Regions from separate parts of the Homo sapiens genome. Here region 1 is linked to region 2. Evidence: read pairs that join two places in POLR2A ChIA-PET (ENCODE). Cell type or tissue: Panc1. All regions are shown on one strand.

Region 1 (2,500 bases), 52 kb after region 2:
CTATAATTCCAAGACTTCGGGAGGCCAAGGTGGGAGGGTTGCTTGAGCCCGGGGGTTCAAGACCAGCTTGGGCAACATAGGGAGACTCTTGTCTCTACAAAAATAAAAAATAAAAAAAAAATTAGCCAGTCATAATGGCTTACACCCAAAGTCCCAGCTACTCGGGAGGTTGAGATGGGAGAACCACTCTAGACCGGGAGCTGGAGGCTGCAGGGAGCTGCGATCGCACCACTGTACTCCATCCTGGGTGACACAGCGAGACCCTCTCTCCAAGTAAATAAATGAATGAACGAATAATAAAAAATAAAAAAGAGCTATCCTGATACTTCGCTCCTAAATCATCTTTTTTTCCCTAAGTCTTTTGTATGCACCACTAAAAAAAAAAAAAGCCATTTTTCCTGCATGACCCAACAGAATGAGCTGTAATTAGCTTGTAATATATGCAAATGTCCATCTGCATTCTGACTTCCCAAGCTGCATGGCTGCCTTCATTTGCAGCGGGCAGCTGTGCTGCAGAGGGGAGCAGCATCAGCAGGCGTGTGGAGTGAGTGAGCCCCGTCCTCCCCCTCCTCCTGTCATTGACTCTCATTGCCTAACCCCCTTGTGTCTTGGCCCCAGGTTGATTGTCCGGGGCTACCGCCAGCCCCTGGAGGGCAGTGACCTCTGGTCCTTAAACAAGGAGGACACGTCGGAACAAGTCGTGCCTGTTTTGGTAAAGAACTGGAAGAAGGAATGCGCCAAGACTAGGAAGTAAGTGTGAGTTTCCTTGTCCTCCAGGATGCCCTGGTCACCTCCTTTCCACTCCTGTGGCCTCAATCCAGGATGGGGCCCTGGCAGTGCTGCCTGTTACTAGCTTTGTGGTTCTGGGCAAGATGCCTCACTTCTCCTCCTGGCCTCAGTTTGCTTTTCTGCCAAATGGGGTAGGATCTCACATGTCATTAAAGCAACTGGGCAGAGAAAAGAAGAAAGAAGCTGGGTGCGGTGGCTCTCGTGTCTAATCCCAGCACTTTGGGAGGCCAAGGCAGGCGGATCACTTGGTCGGGAGTTTGAGACCAGCCTGGCCAACATGGTGAAACCCTGTCTCTACTAAAAATACAAAAATTAGCTAGGCATGGTGGCAGGCGCCTGTAATCATAGCTACTCAGGAGGCTGACAGGAGAATCACTTGAACCCAGGAGGCGGAGGTTGCAGTGAGCTGAGATTGTGCCACTGCATACTAGCCTGGGAGACAGAGTGAGACTCCGTCTCAAAAAAAAAAAAAGAAGAAAAATGTTGTCCAAACAGGCAGTTGATGCTGTCTGCCATGGCGCGTGACTATCCCTCCTTGAGTCAGTCTCACTTTTTTCTGTCTCTTTCTGAGCATCTGGCATCCTGCATGTTCTTGCTGTTTGAATGTTCTGTCCAACATGCCCAGCTGACCACGTAAGTCTGTTTAGCCAAAGAAGCCCCATTTGAGGGTGATTTTGGCTGTACTGGATTTTAGGCTCTACCCCCTATGTAAGGCGTGCCCCACTGCACCACCTCTGTCACTCTTCGGGAATCAGGCCAGTGCCTCCCCTGCACATACCTTAACTCATCAAATCTGAGACACCATTAGTTGCGTGATGCGTTATTATTCTATGTAACAGTAAGAAAGAAAAGCAGCTGCCAATTAAACAAGGACATAAGACTTGTCTCGAGCCCGGACGAACTGGAACATGAAATTGTGGGTGACATGGGGGCAGTGGATTGCGGCCATGGGGGTAGTAGAATGGCTGTTTTTGTTCCTGTTGCCTGTTCTGGGGTAAGTTTACTACGATAAACTGTGGTGGGGCCAGTGTGGTGCATTGGATTCCCCACAGACCCATTGGCCTTACAGGGAAAAACCCCAGACCGGGGTTCTGTTCCTCATTCTATTCCGGGGATGCCCAGGATACAGGCCTTCAGTCAGACCCAGATGGTGGGTGGGAATCTGGACATCCATGTGCCAGCCACTAGGACATCAGCAGAGGACCTCGTGACTCCGGTCGGAGGCTGTTTGGGTGGTCCAGGTGATGGGAGAAATTGTCTCGTGGGAGGCAGATAGAGCTTGGGCCTCTGTGACTGAGCATTGTAAGGAAATGGCCCATGTCCATGACCCAGTTGAAGGTTTTTGGCAGGCAAAGGTGGGGTCCCTGTTTATTACAGTTCTTCATGGAGACAGAACTAGTAGGATGGATGGATGGATGGATAGATGATAGATAGATGGATGATAGATTGATAGATGATAGGTAGATGATAGACGGATAGTTGGTGGATGTATACATGGTAGGTAGATGGATAGATGATAGATAGATGGATGATTGATAGATGATGGATGGATGGATGGATGGAGGATGAGAGGGGATCTACTAGGGAAACTGGATCATGTGATTATGGAGGCTGAGAAGTCCCACCCTAGGTCATCTGCAACCTGGAGAACCCAGGAAGCTGGTAGCATGGCTCAGGCCTAGTCCAAAAGTCTCAGACCCAGGGAAGCTGA
Region 2 (2,500 bases):
GCCACCGCGCCTGGCCTTTAGTGATATTTTAAAGACTAAATTCCCTTAGAGATGCCTGGGTCTGCATTTATTGCTACTGTTCTGTTTCTCACTGTGTGTCTTGAGGTCATCAAAAGTAACCTGGGCCTTTTCCCTTGTTTTCTGCCTCCTCTAGGCTTATGAGCCATTAAGCAAAGCCGGATTGGTGTGTGGGTCAGGCTCTTCATGTTTTCTTTAGCTTAATAAGCAGTTTCTAAGGGAACTCATTGTGTCATTGTTTAGAATAGCAAAAGATGAGCAGCCTCCCAAGTGGCAATCAGTAGGGGCTGGGTGAATACAGTGGGTTCCACCCCTTCCGTGGTAGGGTGGGATGCTTGCAGAAGGACATAAGACGAGGAAGCCCTTTGTGCACAGATGTGCGGCAGCCTCCAAGGTCCAGTTTTTAAGTGAAAACGTGGAGATCCACTTGGTATATTTGGTATGTTACCTCTGTGTAAAAAAGCAGACAAGTAAGAATTACGTAGTTGTATTTGCTGTATTTGTAAGAAATTCCAGAGGGATAAATGAGAAACTAAAAGAGGCAATTGCATTTGGGCAGAGTAACTTTTTATTGTTTACCTTGATATATACTTTTTTTTTTTTTGAGATAGAGTCTCGCCCTGTCAACAGGCTGGAGTGCAGTGGCGTGATCGTGGCTCACTGCATCCTCCGCTTCCCAGTTTCAAGCGATTCTCCTGCCTCAGCCTTCTGAGTAGCTGAGATTACAGGTGTGTGCGCCACCAAGCTCAGCTAATTTTTGGTATCTTTAGTAGAGATTGGGTTTCACCACGTTGGCTGGGCTGGTCTCGAACCCCTGACCTCGTGATCTGCCCACCTTGGCCTCCCAAAGTGCTGAGATTACAGGCTTGAGCCACCGCGCCCGGCCTATATATGTATTATATAAACATATGCACACGCATGCATACGTACACACATATATATTTTTTAAAAATTGAGTCATGGCCAGGTGCAGTGTGGGTCACACCTGTAATCCCAGCACTTTGGCAGGTGAAGGTGGGAGGATTGCCTGAGCTCAGGAGTTTGAGACCAGCCTGGGCAACATGGAGAAACCCCTTCTCTACAAAAATCACAAAAATTGGCTGGGCGTGGTGGCATACACCTGTGGTCCCAGCTGCCTGGAAGGCTGAGGTGGGAGGATTGCTTGAGCCTGGTAGGTAGAGGCCGCAGTGAGCCATGATCACGCCACTGCACTCCAGCCTGGGTGAGAGAGTGAGACTCTGTCTTAAAGCAAAAACAGAGTCATATATTTCCTATTAAGGTGAAATTTAAAAAATAAATTCCTATATTCCATCATCCCCAGCTTCTGCCATTCTAAAGCATTTTCCTAAGCAGCTCCACTGTGGATGTAGCGGGTATTTCAGAAAGGCATTAGAAATGCCCTGGGAGGGCAGAACCCGGGGCTTCACTGGAGGTGCTGTTGGGCTCAGTCTGATGTCAAGGCAGGGACATGGCAAGGGTATTGAGATGTGAACAAGCATTACTCAGCAAGGTGACATGTGTTCATGCCTTGATACACTTGTTTCCCCACCAGCTCTATTTTTGTTGCCTGCTCTATTGGTTTCTTTTTCTTTTTTTTTTCTTTTGAGACTGAGTTTTGCTTTTGTTGCCCAGGCTGGAGTGCAATGGCACCATCTCGGCTCACTGCATCTTCCGCCTCCTGGGTTCAAGTGATTCTCCTGCCCCAGCCTCCTGAGTAGCTGGGACTACAGGTGTGCACCACCATGCCCAGCTAATTTTTATATTTTTAGTAGAGACGGGGTTTCTTCATGTTGGTCGGGCTGGTCTCGAACTCCTGACCTCAGGTGATCCTCCTGCTTTGGGCTCCCAAAGTGCTGGGATTACAGGTGTGAGCCACTGTGCCCAGTCTCTATTGGTTTCTTATTGCTGGTATTGCCATCAACTTGGTGACTGAGAACAACACACATCACTCTAGTTCTCGGGAGTCAGAGGTCCAAAATGTACGGCTGGTGTTCTTTCCGGAAGCTTGCAGGGAGAATCCATGGCCTGGCCCTGTCCAGCATCAAGAGGCCACCTGTCTTCCTCAATTCGTGGTTTCATGTCCCTCCACCCCTGCTTGTGTTGTCAAATCTCCTTTACTTTTTTTTTATTTTTGAGACGGAATCTCAGCTCACTGTAGTCTCTGCCTCCCAGGTTCAAGTGATTCTCCTGCCTCAGCTTCCTGAGTAGCTGGGATTACAGGTGCATGTCACCATGCCTGGCTAATTTTTGTATTTTTAGTAGAGACGGGGTTTCACCATGTTGGACAGGCTGGTCTTGAACTCCTGACCCCGGGTGATCTACCTGCCTCAGCCTCCCAAAGTGGTGGGATTATAGGCATGAGCCACCACGCCCTGCCTCAAATCTCCTTTTCTGACTCAGATATTCCCACCGTCCTCTTGTCCCTTATAATTCCCTGTGATTACATTGGGCCCACCTGGATCATCTAGGACAGGGGTCCCCA

The links. ChIA-PET counts read pairs that join two places held together with the same protein. Peaks named below come from ENCODE experiments on the same cell type or tissue, not always from the same donor. Only the 100,000 strongest peaks of a DNase experiment are listed, where the experiment ranks them.
Region 1: POLR2A ChIA-PET joins it to region 2 with 6 read pairs; 14 of 35 experiments call an interaction of 5 or more read pairs at or near these places.

What each region holds. Positions count from the first base shown.
Region 1 is chr16:16,035,854-16,038,353 of GRCh38, forward strand. It overlaps ABCC1 (ATP binding cassette subfamily C member 1 (ABCC1 blood group)), which reads left to right. Exons shown (of 31, transcript NM_004996.4): 7 at 619-750. Among named protein-coding and RNA genes, the nearest start is that of ABCC1, 87 kb to the left of the region's middle. In Panc1, no CTCF peak of the experiment used is centred here; no DNase peak of the experiment used is centred here.
Region 2 is chr16:15,983,840-15,986,339 of GRCh38, forward strand. All of the region lies in intron 1 of ABCC1 (ATP binding cassette subfamily C member 1 (ABCC1 blood group)), which reads left to right. Among named protein-coding and RNA genes, the nearest start is that of ABCC1, 35 kb to the left of the region's middle. In Panc1, no CTCF peak of the experiment used is centred here; no DNase peak of the experiment used is centred here; H3K27ac peaks cover 1,158 bases.